2 separate regions of the Mus musculus genome follow, and region 1 is linked to region 2. The links are chromatin loops, found by intact Hi-C in ENCODE. Cell type or tissue: left cerebral cortex. All regions are shown on one strand. Each heading gives the region's core, and the rest is flanking DNA. Links, peaks and the distances in the headings are about the cores only.

Evidence for each region. A loop is a pair of places that touch in the nucleus more often than their neighbours do. Peaks named below come from ENCODE experiments on the same cell type or tissue, not always from the same donor. Only the 100,000 strongest peaks of a DNase experiment are listed, where the experiment ranks them.
Region 1: it touches region 2 in a loop (2.5-fold over the local background); 2 of 42 quality-filtered maps call a loop at or near these places.

What each region holds. Positions count from the first base shown.
Region 1 is chr14:120,672,861-120,688,309 of GRCm38, forward strand. No RefSeq gene overlaps it. Among named protein-coding and RNA genes, the nearest start is that of 4930424E08Rik, 44 kb to the left of the region's middle. In left cerebral cortex, for the core only: a CTCF peak has its summit at 6,382 (motif pointing right); DNase peaks (open chromatin) are centred at 3,134, 5,864 and 6,410; H3K27ac peaks cover 386 bases.
Region 2 is chr14:120,757,246-120,772,694 of GRCm38, forward strand. It overlaps Gm41253 (a long non-coding RNA gene), which reads right to left. Exons shown (of 6, transcript XR_874981.1): 5 at 9,045-13,598; 6 at 4,866-5,775. Among named protein-coding and RNA genes, the nearest start is that of Gm25781, 34 kb to the right of the region's middle. In left cerebral cortex, for the core only: a CTCF peak has its summit at 7,332; DNase peaks (open chromatin) are centred at 5,704 and 6,761; H3K27ac peaks cover 309 bases.

The DNA.
Region 1 (15,449 bases), core at 3,104-11,103, 86 kb before region 2:
TCTATGGAGGACAAACCTCAGCAAACCAAGTAGTATCGGAGAGCAGGCCTATCAGAATTATGCATGATGTATCTCAATGGAGACTCTAAAATCTATAAGGGCCTGGACAGATGTGCTGCCATCTCTAAAAGATGGCAGATGTCAGTCCAGACTACAATACCCAGCAAAACTTTCTATTACCTTAGATGGAAAAAATAAGATATTCCATGTTAAAGCCACTTTTAAACAATATCTATATTACAAACGCAGCCCTACAGAAAGAGCTAGAAGGACAACTCCAACCTCAGGAGGTTAACTACACCCATAAAAATACAAGGAATAAATAATCTTAGACCAACAAAATCAAAATAAGGGAAATACACACAACAACAACAAACAGGAATCAACAATCAATGGTTATTGATACCTCTCAATAGCAATGCTCTCAATTTCTCAATTAAACAAAACACAGACTAACAGGATGGCTATGAACTGGATCCATCCTTCTGCTGCATCTAAGAAGCAGACCTCAAGCTCAAGGGTAGACATTACTTCAGAGTAAGGGGCTGGAAAAGATGATCCAAGCGAATAGATCTAAAAGTCAGCCTGGTGTAGCCATTTTAATATCTAACAAAATAGACTTCAAACCAAAACTAATCAAAAGGAGTAGGTAATGACACTACATACTCATCAAAGGAAAATCTACCAAGTGAACACCCTGAATTGTATACTGATGCTCACACACTTATAGTGGAAGACTTGGGTACCACACTGCCACCAATAGATAGGCCATCCAGGCAAACACTAAACAGAGAAAAGCTGGAGCTAACCGACATTATACATCAGTGGAACTAACCATTATTTGCAGAACATTTCACCCAAACACAAAAGAATATATCTTCTCAGCGCCTCAGGGAGCTTATTCTCAGTAGCTCATGACTTTCTTCAAAACTGGCCACATAGTCAGACACAAGTTACTCTCAACAGAAACAAAAAAACTGAAATAGCACCCTGCCATGTATCTAACTACAAAAGATTAAAGCAGAATATCAACAAAAAACAAAAAAAATTAAAATTTTTAAAAAAAGAACAGAAATCTTACGAACTCATAGAAACTGAACAACTCACTTCTGAATGAAGATTGGGTCAAGAAAGAAATTAAAGGAGCTAAAGGGATCTGCAACCCTATAGGTGGAACAACATTATGAACTAACCAGTACCCGGAGCTCTTGACTCTAGCTGCATATGTATCAAAAGATGGCCTAGTCGGCCATCACTGGAAAGAGAGGCCCATTGGACATGCAAACTGTATATGCCCCAGTACAGGGGAACGCCAGGGCCAAAAAAAATGGGAATGAGTGGGTAGGGAAGTGGGGGAGAAGGTATGGGGGACTTTTGGGATAGCATTGGAAATGTAATTGAGGAAAATATGTAATAAAAAATAAAATAAAAAATAAAAATAAAAAAAAAGAAATTAAAGACTTTCCAGAATTGAATGAAAATGAATTCACAACATACTTAAACTTATGAAAAAGAAGCAAGTTCATAGTACTAAAAGCCCACATTATTTTTTTTTCCATTTTTTATTAGGTATTTAGCTCATTTACATTTCCAATGCTATGCCAAAAGTCCCCCATATCCACCCACCCCACATTATTTTTAAAAAAAAGAATTAGAGAGATCTTATACTGTTAATTAAGAGCACACCTCAAAGCTCTAGAGAGAGAAAAAGAAGAAGCCACGCCCAAAAAAGTAAACAGCTAGAAATCATCAAATTCGGGCTGAAATCAACAAAATGGAAACAAAAAATGCAAAGAATTAATGAAACAAAGAGACAGTTCTTTGAAAAAGTCAAGAAGATTAACAAAACCCTTATCCAAAATAATTAAAAGCCAAGAATAGAGAATATCCAAATTAACAAAATTAAAAATGAAAAGGGGGTCAAAACAACAGACACTAAGGAAATCCAGAGAATCAGAAGAACATACTTTAAAACCTGTACTGTAACAAATTCAAAAGCCCAAAAGAAATGGATGATTTTCCTCATTAGATACCATCCATCCAAATCAAATCAAGATCAGATAAGTAATTTTAAAAGACCTATAAATCCTAGTGAAATAGAAGTAATCATTAAAAAAAATCTCCTTACCAAAAATTAAAATACATAACAATAATAATAATAATAATAACAAAACCTGCAAGACCGGATAGTTTTAGTGCAGAATTTCACCAAACTTTAAAAGAAGAGTTAATGCCAATACTTCTCAGATTATTCCACAAAAGAGAAACAGGAGGAACACTGCCAAATTCACTTAATGAGGCCACAGTTAGCTTCATACCCACACCACAAAAGTTCCAACAAAGAAAGACAAATTTGCTTTTTGAACATAGACACAAAAACTCTCAATAAAATGCTTGCAAACAGACTCTAAGAACATGACAAAGTCATACACCGTGATCAACTAGGCTTCATCCCAGAGATGAAGGAATGGTTCAGCAGATGTGAGCTGAGAACTGCAATCCACCATATAAACAACTTGAAAGAAAACACACACACACAATCGTTTCATTAGTTACAGAAAGGGCCTTTGAAGGAAGGTACTCTCCATACTTTAAAGGAAAATTGTAAACACCAACTCAACCACAAAAGCTTTGATCTACAATGGTGTTCTACCTACAAGATAGGCTAGGGCAATGGTGGCCAAAGCTCATGAGAGCAACCAACCAATATCAAATTTTACTTAAGGCCCACTCTACTAAGAGGAACCCATAGCTGACACTACTTTGGTGATCAAGAGACTGAGGCTAGGTAGCCAAGGGACCCATAGAAAGACCAAATACTACTGTTCTTTTAAAGAAAATGTTAGAATAAAATGACTCTTAGTGACATTCTGTATGTACTCTTAGATCAATCCCTTGCTCAGCCATCAATCAGAGAAACTTCATCCTGCAGCCAATGGGAGCAGAGACAGAGAAACACAGGCAGAGAGTAGGAGACTCTGGAACACCCTGAGATACAGAGAAACACAGGCAGTCATCATGTAGAGTGTGAGACTCGGAAACACCCTGCCCTACATGGGACATCTCCATCAAATTCCTCCCCTCAGAGCTCAGGAAACCCCTTGGAAGAGGTGGCAGAAGGAGTGTGAGAGCCAGAAGGGAGTAGGAGGAAGAGGTGGCAGAAAGGAGTGTGAGAGCCAGAAGGGAGTAGGCCACGGAGAAAACAAGACCCTCTAAGCCAACATGATCAAAATTCACCTGAGCTCACAGAGTCTGAGTCAGCATGCACAGGGACCTGCACAGGTCTGCACAAGTCTGCACCAGACAGTGTCTTAAGGAGACATGAATGTATGCCCCCATCCCTAACCCAGAAACAACTTCCAACTGATAACTGCTTACAAATGAAAGTTCAATTTTCTCCAAAGGAATCTCAGTGAGGAAACAAACTTCTCTTAAGGGTAGGCTGCATGCCCAGCCAGCCAGATGGCCAACAGGAAACAAAGTCAAAGGCATCGGTGGAGGCTGGATGCTCCTGTCTCGCGGGGTCATGTCACGGCTTTTCCTTTAAAAAAAAAACCATATATATATATATATATATATATATATATATATATATATATGTATGTATATATATATGTGTGTATGTATGTATGTATATGTATATGTATATGTATATGTATATGTATATGTATATGTATATGTATATGTACATGTACATGTATATGTATATGTATATGTACATGTACATGTACATGTATATGTATATGTATATGTATATGATGTATATGTATATGATGTATATGTATATGATGTATATGTATATGATGTATATGTATATGATGTATATGTATATGTATATGTATATGTATGTATATATATTATTATTATTATCCTATAAGTCCTTTGAGTAAATATTAAGGCTTCCAGCCTAGTGCTTCTACGGGCTTTCTGAGTGTGCAAACAGAGTGGGTCTCTGTCTCTTGTGCCTTCTCTTGGACTCTTTTCCTTCTGTTTGTTTGTTTTGTCCAGTTCTGCTGTGTTCTTTTTGTTGTTGTTGCTTTATCTTATTTTACTTTAGTTTGTTATATTGTATTATCATGCCTTTGAAGCCTCTTTGTTTTCTAATGAAAGACAGAAAAGGGGGCATCCACATGAAAGGGAGGGTGGGAAAGAACTGGGGGGAGGTTACAGGAAGGGAAACCGGAATCAGAATATATTATGAGAAGAATTCTATATTCAATAAAAAGAAAAATAATACAATATCTATTATCAATGGGGTACAATAAAGTATCTGGATGCCAGATTATGAAAACTCTTGAGATAAATAATTAACATAAGAAAATCAAGAAATTACCACTTCCTGCTCCCCATTTTGACCATCAGAACTGCAGAAATTACCTAATAAGGCCACTGGGCGTAATGCCGCAGACAAGGAAAGAAATGGGGAAATCCCCAACGTTATAAAAGCTTAATTGAAGTCAAAATTAAATGTGACAGTTCTTGCTCTACCTAAGACGCAGGGACCTGGTGCTCACCGCCTAGGAAACACCTGCTTGGATCTTATTTCCCTCTGCATTCACAGAGGTCCTGCTGGGCAAGTAGGCAAACTCCACAGTCACACGAAACCGGAGTATGAACTAATCCGTACATCTTGGTTCACTAACCCCAAAGTGTCAATCGCCAAGACTGAACTTGCAGATGGAAGGCAGGGCTGCCTCTATGTAAACGCTGGGTGGGCCATGCAGTCGCAAAAGCAGCTCCTTCAGGAGGACAGAATTGAGGACTTCCTGGGAGAGCAAGGATTGCTGGTGCAGGCACTGCCAGCCAATCAGGAAGTGCTGTTTAGAAGAGCTGCTTTCTTGGGACCAATGGTGGTGGCTGGAGGGTATGAAAGGAGCTTGCGGCAGTGCTCTGAGAGCTAACTTTGGCTGTTTCTCACCTGCTCCCGGGAGTCTGTGTTGTTGGCTCTGCACCACCTCACCTCCAACCCCCAAGGGCAGGTAGGGTCCATCAGCAAGGAGTCCAGGACGGAAGGCTTTGCTTCTTAGCCAGGCTTACTAAGAAAGGCCCTGAGGTTGCTTTGCCTATGAGGCATCACAACCGTTCTGGTCTTTTTTTTTTTTTTTTTTTTAATGCCCGTTACCAGCACTGTTGAGCACCACTGACTGGACAGGAAAGGAGGCAGCCAGCTTCCAGTGTCCTTGACCACGCCACTTGATTATTTGGGTGGCAGAAATGCTGCTTCAGGTATACATAATATATTCATGTTTCACAAGCAGCATAACTCAGTCTTCTGTCATGAAAATAATGTCAGTTATTATAATACATAGCAGTCAGATTAGCTAGGCTGTAGAAGAATTGTGTCCTATGCTTTGGTGGCTTCAGACAACAAAAATTCATTTCTCACTTGAATAGCATGTCATCATTCTTATCTGGGGGCTCTACTCTCAAAAGGACCAAAAGCTGATACAGTAGCCAGCTTTCTAGAACGTGACAGCTCTCGGCCAAATAACGCAGTAATTCTTTAACCTTCTGCTCATATTCCATGACACATCACTAAATATTCTTGAGTTGAAGTCGCAAGAAGGAATAAAAGTCCGGATGTTTGCGAAAACACCGATCATCATCATATTCCTCTGAAAAAGTCGACCTAGTCTCACCAGGAAGAGATCCTGAGAAAGATAGGAGGTGGGAAGGGCTGTTAATCAGGAGGCAAGGAACAGATCTGAGAGGCAGACACTCAAACATGCTGAGGGGGGATGGATTGCCATGATTCTCAGTCACCGGTGTGACCTATATTTAGCTTTTGACAGTTGCATGTGCACCAGAAATCTTCCTTCTCACCTTCCCCTACTTGGCTTTCTAACTGGCAAAGAACGGCAGGCAGTGAGGGTGATAAGCTCACAACATAGCACGTGTGCACGTGCGCCTGGGTGTAAATGTGAATCCTCATATGAAAGCCATGTGCCTGTGTGTGAATGTGCATCCTCGTATGAAAGCTGTCAGACGAGCCACGTTGTTATAGTAATTCTGCGAGAAAATGACCAACAGTAAGCTGTCTGAGCCAGACAGCTCTACTTATGACACCTGTGGGTATCCGTGCCTTTCCCAGCTGGAGATCTATGGCTACTGAAGAGGGGTTAGGTGGACATTTGTAGAATGAATAGACATTTGTAGAATGTAGAAATGAGTGAGAGCAAAAGAGAGACCTCCAGCTGAGAATGGGACCTGGAAAACAGAATGCTAGATTCTAGACCCAGATTCTCTACTAAATAGAAGCAGAACTTATAGCACATAAATATTTAAGCCAGTGGGCAAAGAGTGGGCTAGTCTATAAAATGTACACAGAAAACCAGAAAGCTATGGGGGAGGAGACAGAGGCCTGCCTGCCTGCCTAGCCAGAAGAGGGTGCCATATGCATGGAGCTGGAGTTACAGGTGGGTGTGAGCCTCCTGACATGTGCTGGGGACCAAACTGTCGCTTGGGAAGAGCAGAATGGGCTTTTCATTGCTTAGGCACTTCTCCAGTTCCTGAGCATCTTCTTAACAGAATATAACTAGGATTCAAAAAAAGAAATGAAAGTTTAAAATAAAATACAGCCTCCATTTTTATCAACCGATTCTGAAAATGATACCAATTCAGCATTGGTCAGGATATAATGAAACTCAATATTTAAAAAAAAAAAGGAGAAATAAATACTATATATTAAAATGTCTGCAAGTATTGTGTTTGGGTGATTTTGCAGAAATCTATCACTTTTTTAATGTACTGGGTTTTTATAATTTATGGTATTATTTTTTTGTTGGGAAGCTCTACTTCCTGCAAAAATTAAGTTATTGTGACTACCTTAACTCTCCCATCTCAAATATCAAAACTCCAAAGAGACAGAAAAAAACGTTTAACGAGTAGGTATCACCCAGTGAGGTTATGGTTCACCAAGCAGGGAGCTAATAAAGTGAACAGCACTGCTTTCCAAGCTACCACCTTGGGAGTTTCCCAGCCTTTAATCCCAGCACTCGGAAGGCAGAGGCGGGCGGATTTCTGAGTTCGAGGCCAGCCTGGTCTACAAAGTGAGTTCCAGGACAGCCATGGCTATACAGAGAAACCCTGTCTCGAAAAACAAACAAACAAACAAACAGAGAAATACAACTCACAGGAAGCCTAGCAGGCTCTCTAAGTGTAAAAGACTGCGTTGCAAATCTAGAAAGAAAAAGCAGATAGATTTTCAGAGTAAGGGCATTTCTGGGGTGTATCCTGATGCCTAAAGTACACTCCAAGGAGGAATGCTCTTCTGAATGCTGAGGGAAGACTCTCCCAACAGGACCAATAACAAGGACTGTTTTTGTCAGGCAAGCTCCAGAATCTCACCAGATACTGGCTACGGGGGGGGGGGGGGGTCGCAGTGATGAAACAAAAATACCCCTATGCCCAGCGCTCCTATCCAGGGGACAAATCCTATACCCACTGCTCCTAGCTAGGGATCATTGTACCCCAAGGGCCCTTTGGCAATGGATGGACTTTTACTGTCTACACTCACATAGGATGCTAGCCGCAGCTGCTAGAGAGAAGCTGAAATGCTTGGCAACAATGCACAGGCTGTGCCTGCATGGAGTTCTACATCAAAGCAAGACCCAAAAAGTTCAACTGTTTCCAAGGAACTTTTTCCAGAACTCAGTTCAAGAACATTTATAAGAATTATAAAAAGGAATACTCACAATGTCTGGAATGCAATTTAAAAAAAAAAACTGCTAGGCATGCAGAAATAGAAAAACATAACACACAATAAAAAGAAAAACCATTCTATCTCCACCAAACCAGAATTGAGACATTGATTTACCAGTCAGGACATTAAATCATTATTATAACTGCATTCCTTATATTCAAAGAGCTAAGTAGAGACAGAGATAGTATTTTTTTTAAAAGAGCCTAAAGCTAAACTTTTAAAGAAAAATTATAAATATACTGGCTGGTTTTATGTAAACTTGACACAAGCTAGGGCCATCTAAGAGCAAAGAACCTCAATTAAGAAAACTTCTGCATAAGCCTGGGCTGCAGGCAAGCCTGTGGGGCATTTTCTTACTTAGCGATTGATGGGGGAGGGACCAGCCCGTTCTGGCTAGTGCCATCCCTGGGCAGATGGTCCTGGGTGTTATAAGAAAGCAGACTGAGAAAGCCATGAGGAGCAAACCAGTAAGCAACAGTCCCCCACAGTCTCTGCATCAGCTCCTGCCTCCAGGTTCCTGCCCAGTCTGAGTTCCTGCCTTCACTGCCTTTAATGGTATACTGTAATGTGGAATGTAAATGAAATGAAGTCTTTCCTCCCCAAGTTGCTTTTGGTCACGGCGTTTCATCACAGCGATAGAAATCCTTAGATGAAATATAGGCCAGATGGGACTGAAAGAAAGCCAGAGTTCACAGGATGAGTAATACACTTGAGTAGGTAACAGTGGGTACTGTGCAAAGAGACATGTAAAGAAAAGGAAATTTTTATTATATTTTTATTTAAAAATTTTCATATAGTACATTTTGATATTTTCCCTCATCTAAGTCCTCTCACATCATTCCCACCTCTCTGCCTCCCTCCCCCTGTCCCTCCCTCTTTCACCACTTGTGATTGCTTTCTTCTCCCTCCCAAGTGGGACTGAGGCGTCCAGGCATCCTCACTTGGGCACTTCAGCTTGTTGACCTTTTTGAGTTCTGGGGCTGTATCTTGGGTATCTTACTTTTTTTTTTCCCTAACATCCACTTATTAGTGAGTACATACCATGCATGTCCTTTTGGGTCTGAGTTACCTCACTCAGGATGATATTTTCTAGTTCCATCCTTTTGCCTGCAAAACTCAGGATATCCTCGTTCTTAATAGCTGAGTAGTATTCCATGTAAATGAACCACATTTTCTGTATCCATTCTTCTGTCGTGAGACATCAGGGTTGTCTCCAGCTTCTGGCTGTCACAAATAAGACTGTTATGAACATAGTGGAACACGTGCCCCTGTAACATGGTGGGGCGTCTTTTGGGTATATTCCCAAGAGTAGTATTGCTATGTCTTCAGGTAGATCTATTTCCAATTTTCTGCGGAATCTCCAGATTGATTGCTAGAGTTATTGTACCAGTTTGCAATCCCACCAGCAATGAAGGTCTGTTCCTCTTTCTCTGCATCCTCTCCAACATGCGTTGTCACCTGTGGTTTAAAGCTTGAGCCTTTTGCTTGGGCAGCAGCCCAGCTCTATACTTAATCCAACTGTCTTGCCCATGGTCCACCAAGAGGCTAGTTCTATACCTTTCTCTGTTCCACACAGATCTGTCTGTTCCCTTTCATGTCCACTATCTGAATCTCCCACATCTGCTTTCTTCTTCCTGTGTGCCCCACACTTCTCTCTTGGAAGTTTTGCCCTCCATTATCTGTCCAGCTATTGGCCATGAGGTCTTTATTACAACCAATCAGCAGCAAGACAGTCTCTGATACAATTCTACATTGCCTCTAAGCATAGAAGACTGTCTGACCTACAACTATCCGAGCAGGTATAGAAGGACAAGCATTTACAAATATGCTTGGCTGAGGATCGCCATAGAAACACCACCACCAATATCCTGCATTTAGCAGTCTGCCAGGTACAAAATTAACAATTGAAAATATAGAGACATACCTCCACAATGATGGGGGAAGAAAAGGTTACCCCAACAGCTATATAATCAGTCTGATTATTCTCACCTACATTATCCCACACTTGTTAAGTCCTCTCTCCTCCCTACTTATCTTTCCCCATGTTTAATTGCTCTGTGACCCACTGAGTGTCACCAGGACCATCTGAGTGACTATGGAGCCAGCCAGTAGAACTGGAACTAATCAGTGGCTGCACATCTGAAGATGCTGACTCCCTTAGAATCTGTCAGTAGCCAATGCCATTGCTATGACCCCATCACCCCATACCTATCAGTGACACTAACACTTTTGTTTAACAACCATTGGCTTCTCTGAATTATCCAACCAGATAGCATCATTCTGCTTTTTCCCTGTAGCTGAACAAAACTAGGGACACAATAGTGAACAATAAAGATATAAGCCCAACATTTTGGACCTTATTTATTTAAGATCCTTTTGATTCCAGATCCTTCAAAGATTATAGCACCTTTAAAAACCAGACCAAATGGGTAAAGTGTATGGCATCTGTCTTACTTAGGGTTTCTATTGCTGTGAAGAGACACCATGAAACTCTTATAAGGGAAAACATTTAGTTGGGTCTGGATTATAGTTCAGAGGTTTAGTCCATCACCATCATCATCGTAGGAAGCATGGTGCCATGAAGGTGGCATGGAGAGATAACTGAGAGTTCTATATCTGGATATGCAGGCAGGTGAGAGAGAGAGAGAGAGAGAGAGAGAGAGAGAGAGAGAGAGAGAGAGAGAGACAGACAGACAGACAGACAGAGACAGAGACAGAGACAGAGAGAGACAGAGACAGACAGAGAGACAGAAACTAGGCCTAGCCTGAGAAGCATCTGAAACCTCAAAGCCCACCCACCATGAGACACTTCCTCCAACAAGCCACACCTCCTAATATTGCCACTCTCTGTGAACTTATGAGGTCCAGTTTCATTCAAACCACCACAGCATCCTTAAATTACTACAATAATTTTCCCCTCAGTATCTATCCTAAAGTATTTGTGCATGAGTATATATCCATCCTCTGGTTTTAAGCTTTGTTTCTTGCACAGATACTCACATGGCAAAGTTGGAATTAGGAAGAGAACACAGTCTGGACAAGAGTGAGTTTTGATAGAAATGTAGCAAATACTTCTTTGCTGCAGTCATATTCTGATGTTGACATTTAGGCTGGGAAATCTCAAGGACACTACGATGCCTGAGGTAGGTAGATCGACGGAGAGCACAGAGATAGAGTCTAAGACTCAGACACAGCTCTGCTCCGTGACTGGATAGAAGCAACATGCAGACAGCTTAGGATACTCAGTGGCCACACAGCCCTCACAGGTGGTCTAAATCCACACTGCATTTCATTAGTGATTTCTGGGTCATCGTTCTGCCTCTGACAAGCCACTGCCCTAACTCACATTGTTTTCCTTCATTTCCTTGACAGATAGGAGGGCTCATGGGAGCACATGCTGTACTTCTCTGTCTTTTTCTGATGAAGCTTAGTAAGATGAAAAGATGCTGATTTAAAGTTGTCTGATGTCATAACCTGAGTGCATTTTGTTTCCTCCAAAACCCATGTTAAAATACAGCTCCTGATATAATAGCATTAAGAGGTAGAGGGGCCATCTAGGGGGCCTGGGTCATGAGAGTTCTACCATCCTGGAGGGACTGGTGCCACTCTTGTGGAACAAGGCTGCTTTTCACGGGAGTGAGTTCTTACTCTCTTGAGCTGGATTTGATGCCAAAGAGAACTGAGAGTTATAAAAAGATGTACACCCCCAGCCTGCCTCTCTCTCATTCTCTTTCCCAATCTCTCTCTCTCTCTCTACCTCTCTCTCTCTCTGTCTCCTGTTTTCTTCCATTTTATAATATAGCATGGCGTCCTTGTTGCATTTAGTCACCTGATCTTGAACTTCCTTCAAAACTATGACTTTATTCATAAACTATCAACTCTCAGGTATTTTGTTATAACAATAGAAAACAGGAAGAATGCACGCTGTCCTCCTGTTGAGAATATGATGTCAAATAGGTTGGAGGAAATGACAGGTTGTGAAAAATCCAGTGTCATAGGAAATAGCATAAATCACAATATCTCAAATTAAGATCCCAAGAAGCTATACACGATCTATAGTTAATGATAACAACAGTTAACATTAGGGATGTGGTGCCACAAATTCTGCTACATGCTCTGTGTAACAATTCTAGAAGGTCAGTGGAGCAAACTGAAACATGGGGTTGAATAGATTGTCTAAGGAAGGCCATATAGTGAATAAGAGTTTCTTTTCTGTCACTTTTCCATGGTCCCTAGCAGAGTGTATCATACATTCTCATATGATCATCATACATACATGTATGATCATCATATATACTCATGACCATCATACATACTCATATGATCAACATACATATTCATGATCATCATACATACATGTATGATCAAAATATATACTCATATTATCAACATACATGCTCATGATGATCATACATACATGTATGATCATACATACTCATATGATCAACATACATACTCATAATGATCATACATACATGTATGATGATCATACATACTCATAATCATCATACTCATATGATCAACATACATACTCATATGATCATCATACATACTTATGTGATCACCATACACACTCATATGATCAACATGGTTTGTGAGGTTAAACATATTTATAACTCATAAGGACTCAGGACCGTCTTTCCCTTTATGGGTTTCCACAGTTGGGACAGGCGACGAATACATGTTCAAGCTAACAGGATAAAATGTATGCAGGATTATCAGAGAGCCTGCACAGTCTGCTCTGTATAACAGGGAGCCACCGTTCCTAACAGGTGACATTCTATTCCTCTCTCAAGCTTTCACTCCTTGTCACCGGCAGTGAATCATTCTCCATGCTGTTGAACAGCACTTAAAACCACTCATCTGCTTCTTCATCTCTCTGAATATGAGCCTAGAGCTCCTGGTGGCTGAGCGGGTTTGGTCTGGATTTGCAGAGTGCTGGCTACACCACGCCCCTGTGCTCATAATGGGGGCCAGCTCCTGGGGGGTGGGGAGCCACCACTGTTCATCAGGAGCATGGTTGCTTAAGGGTGTCATTCCCCACACTTGCCCTGGAGTACAGATTCATGGTTTCCATGTTTCCTGTTTGTCACAGTTCTGAAAGATCATTTATCTTATATAGCTGCAGGTAAAGTCTCTGCTCAAAGCAGCCAAGTACAAAATGTGTTTCTTTGCAAGCTGCCGTGCCAAAATGAGTGCCGCCTTAGCTTGCATTTCTCATCTTGTCTTCCTGCCTCTCCTCACACAGGTTGAAAACAGTCTTAATAGACGCTCTAAAATGATCCCTTCAAAAACGGCACTTCAAAATTGACATGTTATGGATGAATCCGAGGTCAAAGAGGAGAGCACTGACTTCTTTCCTCACTGCTGTGGCCAAATCCCTGATAAGCCGCTTAGTAGGGAGGGTTAATTTCTGCTTTGTGATATGAGAGGATACAGACAGTCCATGGTGGTGAGGAAGTCACTGCAGCTGTTTGTACTGAAGAAGAGAGGGGACCGGAAGTGGAGCCTGATGTAAGGCTTCAAGCCCCACCCCCAGTGGACTACTTCCCTTATCAGGACCCCACCTCCTAAAGGTTCTACAACCTCCCTGAGGTTCCTGAGGTCCGAGCCCAGAACCAAGTGTGAAGCGCGTTAGCCTGCCAGGAACATTTCACATTCAAACCACAGCAGCGGACCAAGGCCTGTCTGTGACAAGGTTGTTGAGAGCCCCTGCTCACCTGAACTCCTATCACACCATGCTCTGTCACCCTCCGCAGAGTGTTCCTTGAGAAGGTCTCTCTTGTTTCTGGTAGATGTGTCCATCTCAAACAGCTAGTGGGAGGCCCATCCACACGGCTCAGCAGGTAACGTGGACTGCAGCCAATCCAGATGACCTGTCTGTATCCTACATGGTAGAAGAAAGAACCAATTCCAGCAGCTGCTCTATGACCTTCAGACACATGCTGTGGCATAAATGTGCAAACAAGGAAATAACGTAAAGAAATAACATTCTTAAGAATTAAAAAAAAAAAAAAAAAAAACACAGGGCTGGTAGAAATAAACTCCCAATTGCATCCTTACCCATCACAGCATGGGTTGACCCCAAGAGGAAATAAAAGGAACCTCTGGAACTTCTCTACCTAATGGAAATTTAATATTGCACCAAGTTCAAAGGCTAGAGATCTCTAGCGGCTAATCAGACCTTGTGAGCCATGAGGATATTGGAAACAAGGACACAGAACGACCCAATTTATGACAAACTGGCCATGCTTTCTCTCATCTTGGAGCTTTTTTTTTCCTCTTCCCTTTCTGGCTCCCATCCTGAAAATACCACAGGAGTTGAAGTGAAAGGTGTTGGAGCCTTATGCTGTCCTTGGCGATTCAAGGTACCGCAAGGAGCTTTGGAATTCCTTTTGACTGACTCAACCCTATTCCCTGCCAAAGGCCACCCCTCACCCTCCACCCTTGAGGGAAAGCATCTGTTTACATCAAGTCCTTTCGCATCTACTCCTGGTGTGCAGTAGGAAGCAGGCTCAGCAACACAGCTGAGCCTACATCACCCTGTTTTTCATTCATGTCAAAACATCCTTGTTACTCCTGAAGTTTCTCAGCGGCTCCAGAGTTGGAACCCATGAGGCATTGGGAGAAACCAATAATAAGCATCAACAACCAAGGAGCCAATGAGGAGAGTGTGGCTGGTGATGTCACTGGGTCTGTCTAATGGTCACTAGCCCCTCACCTACGCAAAGCCCGGTGTCCCACAGGTGCGCTTGATTGAATCTGAGGAGCATACAGAGGATGCTGAGTCTGTTGTAACTGAGTTAACAATATCCTCAAGGCAGGTGGCATGGTAAGAGATGATGTGTTTAGCCCACTCCTTGAAGGTATCCATCAAATGCTAAGATTCTGGGCACTGAACAGTGAGGGAGAACCTTGGCTGATGGATGGGACACAGACATGCTATCTCTTTTCGAAGGCTTGTGCCTCTGGCTCCCTAGCCATCCCCTCTACTCTGCCCCATGGGTTTATGTTTTAAATTAGCACTAAATGAAGTGGAATTAAAATATGATGAAGTAGCCTTGGAGTCACCCTGCTTTGCATTTAAATCCTTGGGAAACATTGCATTTGCGTGATATGAACACTTTCTGGTTCGAAGCATAATTTGAGTCTGAGGATAACAGTGATTTTTATAGTTCCTTTTCTGTAAAGGAGAAAGGATTGCTAAATTTAGCAACGAGGAATGCGTGTGATGAAGAGAAAACCTGACTGTCCAAGAAGAGCTGCTGGCCAAGGCCTTGGATCCACACACAGAGGGAGGGGAGGAAGGCAGTGGAGATGGCCCTTCTTGAGGGTTAAAGAAAGTAAATGATAAATTGGACTCTTCAATTAGTCTTTCCAGTGCCTTCCAAGTCTGTGATCTCTACCAAAATACTAATTCAAGTAAGGTGCATATTCCAGAATTCTCAGGTATTGAGGAACTACCTTGTCCAGCTCCCTGACCTATCCCACCAACTACTTTCAGTGATGCTCAGAAATGCCAAAGCATTTGTTCAAGATGATACTGATGGACAGTTGCTAACAGACAGCTACCACCAGTCGGCCCCTGTTGGTCTCTATTGCCTCATGCGGATGAATAAAACACTCAAGGCCCTGGGTTGAAAAGCTAAAGCTACTAAGACTGTGTGAACCTCAGGAACTGTAGACCATTTGATACCACTGAGAGAAGATCCTTGGCACAGCCCAAGACAGACCCTCCTGAAAGATG
Region 2 (15,449 bases), core at 4,316-12,315:
CTCAAGGATCTTTGTGTGGCTCCTGAGCACTCACAGAAAGTGTCAGCCATGGTCTCAGCACTGGGAGACAGAGGACAAAAGGTTCCAGGGACCCATGAGCCAGCCAGCCCAGCTAGACAGTGAGCTCTCAGTTCAGTGGAGTGAGAGAACCTGTCTCAAAACAATAAGGTAGAAAATGACAGAGGAAGATACCCAATGTCAACTTCTGTCCACACACACACATGTACACACACGTGCATACACACATGTGCACACACATTCACTGACACACACATGAACACACATACACAGACACACACATGCACACACACAATTGCACACAGATGCATACACAAACACACAAGTGGAGAGAGAGAGAGAGAAGAATGTCAACAAGAAGATTGGTCATGAGTCTAAAATGTCCCTCTAAACTTCTCAAATATTCATTCCCACACTTCCATTTTCCACTAAGATGTGTTGGACATGACTCAGTTCCAGCCCACCATCTGCCTCTTTGCTTTCCACAGAAGTCATAGTGGGGTGGGAACAGTGAGATCCCACATGCCCCCATGGTTGGTGAAGGTGTGCATAGTGCACATTGGTCCTGACAGGCTATGTCACAAATGGTCAAGAGCCACAAAGCTTTGGTGATGGACCCCGATTGCCTCCCTGTGGGAAAGATGATGATCTCCACTGTCAGTCCCTGCCATGAGATGTTTTCACAGGCTAAGGCCAAGTGACACTGTTGGGGCAGGACACCCTCACACCTGGATTAACCCTAAAGACACCCGTTAGGACCTAAGGCTTACTGTGCCCACAAACACCCGCCCTGAGCATCAGGTTTTAACTACATCTTGCTTGTGTTCAATTTCCCAGCTCAAGGTCAAAGAAGCTGTCACTGGGCTGCCCGGGACCCAGCCTGCTGCTTTCTCTACTGCTGTCTACAGGATCTATCTTTAATCTGAATGACTGAAGAAAAGGCAAACAAGCTCATGTCTGCTTACATTTATTAATCGGCTCTTCAGCTATAACACTGTCCTCTCTGATTGAACAAATGTTAAGGGCCCTTCTCGTTCCATTTGAAATCAAGGTAATGCTTGCTCAGATATCACAAGCACTGTCCAGAGCAACCTACCAGAGCGTTATGCAAGGCCCAGGCATGGTGCCTGAGGACACCCAAGGGTTTATGAGCCTGTCTTCTGAGAGCTGCAAATGCTCTGATTTTTCTCGTATTCCTGCATGACATTGGTTACATTAATGTAAATACGCCTTTGGGTTGAGCTCCTTGTGAGCAGCCACCTCCCCAGGTTTTGCTCACATTTGCATTTCCGTCTGTAGTCATGCTAGAGGCAGACTATGCATTCATCAGAGGAGGGAGACTCACCCACAAGTGAGGCACCTATCGCTAAATGAAAACAACGTGGCTGTTGAACCGACTCGCTGTACAAAATGCGGGTTTGTCACGGTTTACACAGCAGAACATGGTGAGAAGAATGGATTAGCCACACAGCCCGTGGGTGTAAAGGCACAGAAACCATATTATTACTAAACTCAGGTGGTGAATCGCTGCTTAGTTCCAGCAAAATAATGTTATCATCCACAACCAACTGGCGCCAAGTACTCATTGTTTAAACCGATCTTTGTGTTAGCTCTATAAATCTTATCGTAATGAGCTGTTTTGTAAGAGGCATAAGTGTAAGAATGTTATCTCTGGTTTTACATCTGCGCACACATAGGTCACATGATAAAAGTTTCTGAAATGTCTTAAATAAAAATATGACAAATTGTGTATTGTCCTTTTGTTCAAATTTGACAAATAATGAAGTCTAATATCTTCTCATTTGTCTGAGTTGGGGTGAGCTATGTCAATAAACCTGGGCCTGCGTGTCACAGTGTGCTAAACAGTCAACATTAGGAACAAGATATCCACTCAAAACTGGGGACAGGATACCTACCCAACACTGGGAATGAGATATCCACTCAGTGTTGGACAGGATACCCACTCAACACTGGGAACAGGATGTCCACTCAATATTGGGTTGAGTGTCAAAGCTGATGATGTCATAGATATGGCGAGAGAGTGTGGAAAGGTTTGCTATCTAGGTTTGCTAATGCTTTCTAGGGTGAACTGGATATCTCCCAAACAGATCTTAGAACAGCTTAAGAAGGCAAGAAAATAAGACCACTGTTTTACTAAAGCTGGGAGGACCTGGGGTCAGGGTTAATCTGTGCTGATTTGACCTTGTGTCAATGCCAAAGGAGGACAGGCTGGACTTGCTAGTCAGCTTCCCTAGCTGTCTAGGAGCAAATTACCCATCAGATTATTGTCACTCAGTAACAATACATAATATATTTTTTAAATATTTTGTATTTATTTGCTGAGGGGCATACCGTGGGTCTTAGTATTCTATTGCTATGAAGAGAAACTATGACCATGGCAACTCTTATGAACAAAAGCATTTAATTGGGACTGGTTCACCATTCAGAGGTTCAGTCCATCATCATCATGGTAGGGAGCATGGCAGCATGCAGGAAGATGTGATATTGGAGAGGTAGGTGAGAGTTGTATATCTGGATCAGTGGGCAGCAGGAAGAGAGAGAAAGACTGGGCCTGGCATGAGCTTCTAAAACCTCAAAGCCCACCCCCAATGACACACCTCCTCCAAAAAGGCCACACCTCCTAATAGTGTCATTTCCTTGTGACCAAGCATTCAAATCTATGACCGTATGGGGGCCATTCCTAGTCAAACCACCATACCATGACATAAGTGTGGTAGTCAGAGGACAACTTGCAGGAGGTTGATTCTACCTCACAAATTTTTTTAAGGTTTACTGAATTTATTTTATGCATATGTGTAATGTGTATGTGGTATGCAGGCACCAGCAGAGGCCAGAAGAAGATGCTGTATCCCCTAAAGTATAATTAAAAGCAGATGTGGGACTTTTAATGTGTGTGCCAGGAGCCAAACCTAGGGCCTCGATAAAGGCAGCTAACATAAGCAGCTCTCTCTCTGTCCCTACCCAACAATTCATAACTACCAACAGTTTGTATTTGTATACTATGTTTTATAATTTTCAAAAATTTATGTGGGTTTTAGCAGTAGGCTTGGTTTAAAGGAATTCAATTTAAGTAAGCAATCTGGGAGAGTTGGTCAACTTTTCACACACACACACACAACAACAACAACAACCTGTATTTTTATTTAACACTATCTTCTGCAGATTTTAAATCCAGTTTTCTGTCACAGCCCTGTAGATATCTACACTCTAACACCTTATGATCAATTTCCAATGCTATCAACAGAAACCTGAATGATAACAGAATTATTTTCATCGAAATTAACTAGAGCAGATGCCAGCTTAGTTACTGTGTAATGAAGCATTGCTAATCCAAGAGCAAATCAGGAATGCATGAGGGGCACTGTCTCTATTCTCTACTAGGAAGACAACAGCCATCAAAGCCATATGGTAGATATAGAATTCAACAGCCTAACAGTGCTTCATGATTTGAGAGTTCCTTTACACTATCTATTATCTGCCCTCCAGTGCAGGGTGTAAACTGAATGGGTAAAGAGCCCCTTCCACTTCACTCACTGTCTTGGGAGCAACACATAATTAATGACAGACCACAGGCATGGATAGATGTATGAATGAATGAATGAATTAGCAAGCAGTAGATGATACTAGAGAGGTTATTAAGAGCTAAGACTTGAACCCAAATAATTGTTTGGTATTAAAACCAAGTTCTTTACCATTACACTCACCAACATAAGAGGTAAACCTATTGTCAGAGGGAACTTGCTGCCGCTGCTGACATCATAAAGAGATGCCTGGCCTTGGTTCTGTAGAGAGCATCCTGAGTGGGTTTACTAGACGAGCTAGGGTAAAATATCCTTTCCAGTGCTGCTCACACGCAGAAATGGCTCTTGTGCAAGGGGCTACACATCATCCAAGTCTCGAGTAAGCATCAATAATTAGAGCATCTTCAACAAGAGTGTCCAGTTGGACTGATTACAAATAACCGCTTCTTACTCAAAAAGCATTTCCACTGCATAAAGTATTCATATTTGCAATTCTTAATGAAAAATACATTTCACAAAATCTGACTCTCAATATAATGCGGATATAGAAGCATACATAGCTCTCTCAATGGTCAGAAAAGCATTTTTAACGGCTACTGTAAGAGAGTGGGGAGTTAATTAGAAAAAGTATAGGAGGCAAAAACAAGTTAGGAGCATACTAAAATGTTTTCTTTTTTACTTCTTTGTAATTTTCAAGTGGCTTGATTTTTTTACATACATATACCATGTTTCCATAACTCTTAAATTTAAAACCATCTCCTCTGTATACCAAGAATACAATGTGTACTAGTTGAGAATGCACTTGCTAAGATCTCCTTTACCAGAATTTAATATTAATTCACATATTTATACTTACAAAAGTATATATTTTACAATTGCTTTAGAATGAAATTAATTCATATACTTTTACACATATTTATGCATATCTCAGTAACAACTCCTATCAGTAGGATCTCTAAAACCAAAATAAAATTTAAAACTACTGTCCAAAATAAATAAAACAAATATTAGAGATGATGTGAAGAAATTGGAACCCTTTTACACTGAGAGCAGGAACGTAAAATTGTTTGACCTCTGAGGAAAACAGTGTGATAATTTCTAAAAATACTAAAAAATAAAATAAAATAGTTCTAGGGCCTGGCAAGATGTCTCAGTAAATAAAAGCACATGCCTGACATCCAGATTTGACCCCCAAACTCACAGTGGGGGAAAGAAACAACTCCCACAAGTTGTCCTCTGACCTCCCCAAGTGCACACACACAAACACACACACATGCACATGCTTACACATACATAAACATACATATATACATACATACATACATACATACATACATACACACACATGCACACACATACACAGACACACAGAGAGAGACATTCATGCGCTTTCTCTTCCTGGAGCTCGAATGGTGAAAACAGATTCAAACAGATCAATATTTTAGAAAAAAGTGCAATGAGACATGCTCAAGGACTGGGCAGGCATGGCCTGTGACTGTCAGGTGACCAAGCCAGGCCAGCGCCCTTGCAGCAACAGGGGAGACTGGGTGAACCACGGGGTTGGTTTGTTTTCCCACTGGTGTCCTTCACCATTTATTTAACTGTGACTCAGTGAGGTCCAGAAATCTGCAGCGTTTTAGTGAAGTGAAACAAAACCGGATTAACAAACCAGCTCAGTGCCTTTGCTGACACACTGGTAGAATGTCTCGGGTCTTTTCTGCAAATTCTTAGTTTCACATTACTATCATTTGCCATGAGTTAAACAAAGCAACTTTGTTAAATGTGCATAAAAGCATTTGCAGTTGAGATAATAAATAAGTGACTGTTTCCATTAGAGAGCACAACGCCCTGCTTCTAGACTTTCAGCTGATGGCTGATGGATGAATAAATACATCGAAACTATGACAGTGACAGTTCTGAGCTAGTTAAGAAACAATTGCTTGGGGATCAGAAGCGACGAGGCTGAAGAGATGGCTCAGTAGGTCAGAGCAGTTGCCACACAGTCAGGTTTGGATCCCGGCATCCGTATAAATGCTGGAGGTGGCTGCGTACAACTCTAACCCCAGCGCTGTGGGGAGTGAAGACAGGACCGCTGGGGCTTGCTGGCCACCAGTGAGAAAGGAGAGCACGCCCAGTTCCATAGCTGGTCACATGACCGCTTTCAACCACGTGGCAAAGGAACACCTCAATGAGGAAGTGAAATTTCAGCAAATGCCTGAAAGAAGCAAGCAGTGGCCTGAGAATAGACTCCTACATAGAACTACTCAGACTGGAGAAAGCCTGATGTGTTCAGACAACGTGTGTGGTTGGAGCAAAGTCAGCTGCAAGACAAAATGAGCTAATATTTCTCTTCTTAATTAATTAATTAATTAATTACATCTCAAATGTTGCCTTCCTTCCCTCAAATGTTGTCTCTTAGAGGACAGCCCCCATCCTGCATCCCATAATCCAGACACATCAAGTCTCTGCAGAATTAGGTGCATTCTCTCTGATTGATTGAGACCAGAAGTGGCAACCCTCTGTTACTTAAGTGCTAGGGCCTCAGACCAGCCCGTGTGTGCCCTTTGGTTGGTGAGCCAATATTTCAAAGCGTTCTGTGAGAGAGTCAGCATTTACTCCTGTGGCCCTTAGTGGTGATGTGTCTTGACTGCCATCCTGGGACGCAGAGAGCTACCTGGCCTAATCTAGCTCTGGGCTCCATTAGACAATGTCATATTAGGAAACCTGACTCAGTCCCCAACCTGTTGCCTCAGTTGCTTTCTGTTTCTGTGATGAAACACCATAACCAACCTGGGGAGGGAAGGATTTGTTTGACTTGCTGGTCCATCATCAGGAGAAGTTAAGGCAGGAACCTGGAGATAGGTCCGGAAGCAGAGTCTGTGGAACGGCGTTGCTTACTGGTCTGCTCCCGGTAGCTTGCTCTGTTTGCTTCCTTATGGAACCCAGAACCAACCACCTGCCCAGAACAGCGCCACTCGTAATGGGCTAAATATTCCCACATCTATCAGTAATCAATAAAACACCTTACAGGCTTGCCTATGGGCCATTCTGATGAGGGTATGTCCTCAATTGAGGGTTCCCCTCCCCAGATGACTCTAGCATGTGACAAGTTGACCAAAGCCTGGCCAACACGCCCACTCTGTGTTAAAACTCAGCTCTATAATTCCCAGCTGGCATCCGTTCCAGGTTGAACAGCAGTTGTGAGTCATAAGGATAGAGTCCAGGAAGGGGGCCCTGCTTCAGAAATCTAACCTGAAACTCCTAGGAAAGCAGAAGCAAAATGTATCCCACGGAGAACCCACGTCCTTACCGTGATGCACAGCTCATCCAAATAACTGGACAGAGAGAGAGTTTCTGCAGCTGTGGCAGGTTTAACAATGATGTCACCTCATCTCAAGCAATTCACATTTTAAATAGCGTCAGTAAATCCAAAGATGGAAGAACACACTGGCAATAAGGCAGCCATTTGTTCATAAATACGTCTCGATTTCCTTAAAGTGGGGCCCACAAAGGACCCAGCTCAGGGGTAATTGAACTGTGCTGTTCTGGGTGCCTCAGTTTTTTTTTTTTTCAGCAAATTGGCCACTTTCTTTCTAAATGTCCCCCTGGGACTCAGAAGACATTAAACACAATGACGATGCTTGCTGGAGACCATAATCCTATTTCAGGAAGATTCTCTTGGAGGTTAATATGGTTATATGCATATTTTTTCCTCTAAAGATAGCAGGAAATACTTACTTTTCAGTCACTGGTCCAAAAGAATATTAGAGCCCCATCTGGTGGATTTGTTGTTTATTCAGTAAGCAAAATCCTGTTTTCACCACGGCATTATTATACAGCATGCTATTAGCACTTTCAGATTATGTCTCTTAAGACTGGGTTTTGGGAGTTAGTTCCTCCTGCTTAAATCGCTGGATTCTTCTTGCAGCATCTACCCATAGCCCCTTTTATTCCTCCAGGAAACAAACAACATTCAGTCTTCTAAAGCATGAATCATACCACTATGCTTGATGCATAGAAAATAACATTTGAAAATGTGTATGTTAGCACTAGCAGGTGTGGTGATGTAGTACATGACTGTAATTCTAGCACCTAGGAGGTAGATGCAGAAGGGTCAAGAGTTCAAGGCCACCCTCAGCCATTTTGTATGCTTAAGGCCAGCCTGATCCTGTATGCTTAAGGCCAGACCTTATCTCAAAAGGCTGGGAGTGGCTAGCTGACCATACGGCTCAGTCCATAAAGACCTTACTACCAAGCCTGATAACCTGAGTTCAATTTCTGGGACCCACATATGGAAGGAGAGAACAGTATCAGACAAGTTATCCTTTGATCTCTATGTGCACACCAAGGCAGCCCCCACTCTCAATAACAAATTTAACAACAACAACCAAAAAAAAACAAAAAAAAACAAAAAAAAAACCTTTTATCTTTAAAAGAATATTCTAGGGCTGGAGAGATGACTCAGTGGTTAAGAGCAATGATTGCTCTTCCAAAGGTTCTGAGTTCAATTCCCAGCAACCACATGGTGGCTCACAACCATCTGTAATGGGATCCAATGCCCTCTGCTTGTGTGCCTGAAGACAGCTACAATGTACTCATATACATAAAATAAATAATTCTTTTAAAGAATGAATAAATATGCTACCAAGGTAGACATGTTAGATAACCACTGGTATAATCAAATTTTATTAAACAGACCTTACAGGTGGACATAAGAATGACTGGCCAAGTTTCAGAAAGAAAGTGCTAACAGCATTCACGTTCTCAACGCTGGACACAAGGTAAGACTGCTGAGGTGCAAAAGCTGACAGGTGGCAGATGGTTCGAACAAAGTGTTGCTGAGAAAGAGAAAACGCTGCTCCATTACAAAGTAAAGCAAGTCTGAGCTGCACCGAGCTCCTGATAACCTGGGGACGGACGGGGTGGGAAAATTAACTCCAGACTTTTTTAACGTATGAGAACCAACTCACTGAAGTTGAGGTTAGCCAAGTGCCAACATTTTCAGCAGCGTACCTCAGACATCAATACTAACTGTACTCTTAGTGATACAGGATAGGCCAGACAGAACTGCAGGTTGATACCACGTGACTGCTCCAAACCAACCAGGACCAGTGTAGCAGACGCAGAGGGCTGCTAACCAACCTCGCTTCATTTTGTGGCATGTCCATAACATAGGACTTGCACCATTGCCTGCTCTCAAGCACCTGATACCATGCCCTGTTAGGGCAGCCCTTGCTCCCCCCTACCCCGCCCCCACTCCTCCTGCTTCTTGTCATCAATAACCCCTTCGCTATCAAAGCTTACATATAAGTTCAACTACGCATGTCTCGAGAAACCCATCTGCACCACTGGGTCCTTTCCGTAATAAGTTCTTCCTTTACTTAATCTGCCTCGTGTCATCTTGTCCTGGAATTCCTTTCTGTGGCACAAGTCAAGATCTAGGTTTCCCCATCAGAGATCTCTGAAAAGACATGATCGGGCTACCTGGCTGTTAACATCTGCTGCTGCTGCTGCTGCTGCTGCTGCTGCTGCTGCTGCTGCTGCTGCTGCTGCTGCTGACAATCTGAAGTAATGGGTCTGAGATGGAAATGCGACAGATAGAAGAGATATGAAACTTGCATATCATAATGTAACGTGGGCTACACGGATACTTGGCATCACTAGTAAGAAATAGTGAAAAGGGTGAGTCGCCAGCAACCTTCCCAGCACCTATTCCCAATATCGGCATTATGCGGTGTGGCCATCTGCCTAGCTCAGCTCAGCCAATGAGGGGCCAGCTACCCAGCTCAGCCAATGAGAGGCCAACTGCCCAGCTCAGCCAATGGGAGGGGGGCAGCTGCCTAGCTCAGCCAATGGGGGGGGGCAGCTGCCCAGCTCAGCCAATGAGGTGCAGATGGAAATCCCTGAGTCAGGCTTCCAGGATGAAAAGGTAGCACTTCAGGGGAAGGGTTTGCCCCTTCTAGTCACCTTGCCCGTCTTCCTTCCAGGTGTAGAGATACAATGCCCTGAGACACGAGGGCAGCCATTTTTCAGTCACAAAGATGAAAGGCAGATGGAACATGAGTCAGACAAAGGAGAAAGACTCTGGATTTATGGTAAGAACTCAGAGACTGGCTCTGGGTTTGTTATGAGGGAAAATGAACTCCTTATTTAAGACGTTGTGCTTACTCATGGCAAAGGTAATCTAATCAGAACTAATGAAATGTCTATCATTGTAACAAGAGTCGATTCAAGTGGGCATTCTGAGGAAAAAACAAGAACAGAGAGAAAGACGGGAACTTGAGAGGGAAATAACTAGGTTGGAATCATTTATAATCTAGTGAAAATGACATACTCAGAGATGATTTCAACATATATGTTTAGCACTAGGAAGAGAGAGAGAGAGAATTCTGTAAACACTTAGATGCTGCTCTATTGCTGTGAAGAGACACCATAATCATGGCAGTTCTTATAAATGAAAGCATTTAGTTGCGGGCTGGCTTTACCGTTTCAGAGAGCTAGTCTATGATCATCATGGCTGGAAGAATACAGGCATGGTACTAGAACAGTATCTGAGGAATTTATATCCTGTTCCATAGGCAGCAGTGAGGGAGAGAGAGACAAAGACTTGGTGTAGGCTTTTGAAACCTCAAAGCCTACTTCCAATGACACACCTCCTCCAAAAAGGCCACACCTTCTGATCCTTATGAAACAGTTTCACTCTCTATCGACTAAGCATCCAAACATATGAGCCTGTGGAGGCCATTCTTATTCAAACCACCACACACACCAAGAGGAAATAGACAGAGGTAACGGATAAAAGAAAATAATGCCTAGAGACATTGCACATGCCTATTTTGACAAAAGTGACCTGATTTTTAAGACAAAATCTGTGCACTTGATGTGGCTTGTCGGTAGCCGTGGTAAAAGCAGTGTTGGTAAGCAGTTGATAACAGTGCAGGGCAGCTGTTGAGTTGCAGTAGATGGTGGAGTAGAGGCTGGAGCTGAGTGGCCCAGCACTTGTCCAACATAAGGCAGGGCCTGGGCTCAGTCCCCACAGTATGGATACCCAGTAGGGGGTGGGAACCTGCTCTGTCTATAGCTCAAGAAATAATCCAAAATTGACAAATGGGACTCTGTGAAATTAAAAGGCTGCTTCACAACAAAGGAAATGATCTCCAGAGTAAGGCAGCCTGCAGCATGGGATGAAGGTCTTTGTCAGCTACACATTAGGAGGCTATGGAAAAATTACCAAAAAAAAAAAAATCTACATCTTGCAATCAGTAATCAGGAGACAGTTGTTAAAAGAAGAAACCCAAGTATTCAATAAATACTTTGAAAAGTGTTCAACATTCTTAGCCAACAGGGAAGTGTAAATTAAAACTGCCTCAAGATTCCGTATCACTCAGGTCAGAGTGGCAATCACCAAGAAAACAAGGGACAACAAATTTTGGCCAGGATGTGGGGATTAGAAGGCTGGGATCGTTACTTACTGCAGAGACTGTAAACCTGTGTGACCACTATTTAAATCAGCATGGCTTTCTACCATATAGCCCAACTATGCCGCTCTTCCATATATACCCAAAGGACTCTAAGTTAATACCGCAGACATTCTTGTATACCCGGGCTTGTTGCTGCTATATTCAAGTCAGCCAAGAAATGGAGCCAGCTTAGATGGCCATCAACAGATTAATGGATGATAAAATGATAGATAAAATATCTTTAGTTCCCAGATTAAGTGGACATACTTTGTTCTGATAATCAGATCAGCTGTGTTACTGGGCACAATGGAATTTTATGCAGCCAGGAAAAAATAAAATAAAATCATAATATTTGCAGGAAAATATGTTCTGGTAGAAAGCATTTTTATTAAATTATTTTATTTACATTCCAAATATTGCTCCCCCTTTCTGGTTCCCTTTCCCCAAGTTCTTCACCCAACCCCTGCAGCCGTCCAGCGGCTAGAGGATGAACACAGTTCACCTGAATGGGGGGCTGGAAATGAAAAGGGTAGGAGGTGAGAGAAGCATGAAGTCAAGGCAAGGTTCTGATCAGGGATCAAAGTACATTTCTGCAGCTCCAGCTTATAAGCACTTCAGCAGACAAAGCTCTTCTTGAGAAAGTTTCTCTACAGACTAAACATAGATAGGAGTTCCTCTTGGCTATACACACTACTCTCTAACCTTGGCTACACAGACCGTTCTCATAGCCTTGGCAATACACACTGCTCTCATGGCAGGACTCTGGCTCTCCACAGATCCCCTCTTTTTTATTTTACTTAATAAAGGATGCTCCAGATGAATATACCTGTCTTAGGTTGGTGTCTACATTGCTCCTTCTTACCCGTCGTGGAAGCATACACAGCACTGATGTATGTTCTGTCTTAGGTTGAAGGAGCTGAAGAACACTCTTACCCGTCACTGGTCGTATTCAGTCAAACTGGAGAGGAGGGGGTTTTAAGATGGAGGCCATGTATCTGGCTCTTCAGATGTGAAAATTGTGACAACGTATACCAAAGGACACTTGGCAGCAGTAACTAGAGGAGCAATACTATACCAAGTCTGACAGCAACAGCGATGCTGTGTTGTAGGAGTGCAGGCCAAGAAGGAAACCAACCCTGCAACTGTCCTAGCAGATCTCTAGCTGTTTGAGATGCATCAAAATGTAGAGGCTCTGTTTTTTTAAATTAATAACTACTTGGTGTAACTTTAATAAGCCCAAAGATACATTGGCATGATTCCACACCTTGCAAGTGGGATTGCACACTCTCCCAACTATATATAGTATCATTAAACATTTTTGGCATAATGCAGATCCATTGATAACTAACATGACATCTAAATATAATTTGTATTTTAAACCCCTGAATTTCTTTCCCCAAGAAATTAACCACAAGTAAGGCATCTAATTTCTGTTACATCATATCATCTGTATCTTCCTGGGTATGCAATGCCATGGAAACATTTATGGATAAATTATATACAAAATGAGCTGTTTGAACACTTTGGGATAAGGTAATAGCAGCTGTAGTAGCAGTGGCCATTAAAGTAATCACCTCCTATAATTAACCAATCATGCATTTAGGCCTGGCCAACGCCTTTGTTAACTCCTCAATTACCTATAAACCCTTGTCATCAAACCAATCTTCAGTAATATTTACAGGAACCATCACAAAAGCAGGTTGATGTAAAATCATTACAGAACGCTTAGAACAGGCTTTTAAAACATAATTAGTCAAATTACAGCCAACACCAGACACATCAAAAGTATTATTCTCAGAATGTAGACTAATGCTAATATTTCCTACTGATAGGACAGGAGGCATGCAAACAAATGCTGCAATAGGCCCTTTCATCCAAGCTGGACTTGCTCTTTCAGGCTGACCACTCAGATCATCTACGGCAGCACCCAACTTCCATACATGTTGTTGCTAATAACCTGTGTGAGTCTACCAGAGTCCAGCAGACAACGCTGATGAGGGGAGGATAGGTGGAGAAGGAAAGACAGTAGCATAATTAGTCATACTAGCCACTCCTCTATATTCCAACCAAATGTAGACCAAAATCTTGAGGTGAGTCCCATGAGGCTGATAAAGCACAGGCTTATTCCCACACATGTTTTCCAGGGAATTGTGACATTTGTGCACTCCCTCATCCCACAGTGAGGAAAATGCTACAGTACAGCCTTTGCATGAGTCAAGATCTTTGCCCTGCAATGCAGTAGGAGATACTCTCGGACCTCCAGTAGAGTTCTGCTTTGAAAAGCCTGTGGAGACACCAGCTCCCAATCCTTGGTCATTAATTTCTCTACTGATAGTGAAATTTCCTCCAGCAGCCATATCCATCAACTTAGTGTTGTTTATCATTACCACAACTTCTGGCCCTTCCCATATCGTTGGATGTAAAATGGGGAGGGGGGAGACCAGGGACATCGCCCCTATACAGCTTCCCTACCATCATTGTCAGGGAAATATGCAAGCTCACGATCAGCCTCATTCTTTGTCCCAGCATCAGCATGCCTCATTAACCACTCTGGCAGCTAGCATGCTCCTTCAGCATCCTGCAGAAAAAAACACAAACATGACCTCTTCCCCACACTCAGGGAGTTCCTTGGCAACTGAATTTTAAAATTTTAAAATAAAAGGCATAATTTAAATAATCTTGTGGTATATGGGAATATAATTTCCCCTTTTTTATTTTTTAAAGATATTATTTTAAAGTTCCGTGGGCCTGTTCCACAATATCTTGTCATTGAGGCTTGTAAGGAATCCCAGTAATATGACTAATATTAAATTGTTAACAAACAATCTTAGGGGTCAGGAATTTAGCTCAGTGGTAGAGCACTTGCCTAGCAAGCATGCAAGGCCCTGGGTCCGGTCCTCAGCTCTATTAAAAAAAAATCTTAAATGCCTTACTGCAATAGCCAGTTCCATTATCAGTTTCTATCTTATTTGGAAAACCCAGTATAGAAAAACATCGTAGGCAATGACTAATTCCATTTTTAGTTGCTTCTCTTGTTAAAGCAGTTGTAACCAGAGAGCCTGAAAGGGTATCAGTAGTCACATGTACATATTTTTAATTTTCAAGATCAGAAATATGAGTAACATCCATTTGCCATAATTGATTAGGTATGGGTCCTCAAGGATTAACACCTGTAGTGGTTATTCCTGGTTGTCAACTTGACTATATTTGGAATGAACTACAATCCAGAATTGGAAGGCTCACCAGTGACCTTAATCTGGAGGCTGGGAGATAGAAGTTTCTGACCTGGATCTTGGTATGGAGATCTTCAGACATAGTGGCTATGGATTCCAGAAGATTAAGACAGGGAGATCTCCGAGTTCAAGGTCATCTGGAATTAAAGGTGTGGTGGCACACACCTTTAATCTGGGCTACACCTTCTCCTGGAGATCATATAAGGACATTGGAAGAAGGGAGTCTCGCTCTCGCTTTTTTTGCTTGCCATGTGGGACTGAGCAACTGCTAGAGAGATCCTTGGACTTCCATTCACAGCTACTACTGAACCATTGTTGGGAATTGGACTGCAGACTGTAAGTCATCAATAAATTCCTCTACTATATAGAGACTACCCATAAGTTCTGTGACTCTAGAGAACCCTGACTAACACAACACCATTATGTGATACATGAGTCACTGAGGGCACTGACGATAAGTCTTCACAATTTGATGTGCACATTCTCGAGAAATAGCAAACTGTTGTCTTAAGCTATTACTATTTTGATGACATAAAGAATGAGATTGTTGTGCTAATTGTTCCTCTGTAAAGTCTGTAATCTGCCTTGTATGCAAACCTCCCGTGGCATTGCCCTCACTAAGGGGTCCAGGCAATCCAGTATGAGCTCTTAGATGTCCTATAAAGTAAGGACCAGTACATTTTCTTAAATTAAGCTGTATTTACATAAATAATTGCAAAATTTGAGAATTAGCAGTATCTTAAAAAGGGACAATTTCAAGCAATTCTAAACCATGAGCTATATATCAGCTATCAGTATACAAGTTAAAAGCTTGATTTTTCAACATTTCAAAAACAGTGACTACAGCAAGTAATTCAATTATTTGGGAAGCGGGAGGAAACTCAAGAGAGTGAACATGTGATCTAATTACATATGCTGCCTTCCCTTTAGACGAACTATCTATAAATACAGTAGGCATATTCTCTGTGGGCTGCATGCATACATTTACAGGAAATACAAAAGTATGCATAGAGGCAAATTTTAACAACTTGCCTTTTGGATAATGATCATCAAATTTGCCTGAAAAGTTTGCATGCAATAGGCCAAATATCAGTATTTTGCAATAACCAATTTAATTGCTGTTTGAAAATAAGGAATAAATATTTCTTCAAGTTCTTTCCCAAAATACTTTGGTGATTCTATCCTACAATTCTGTT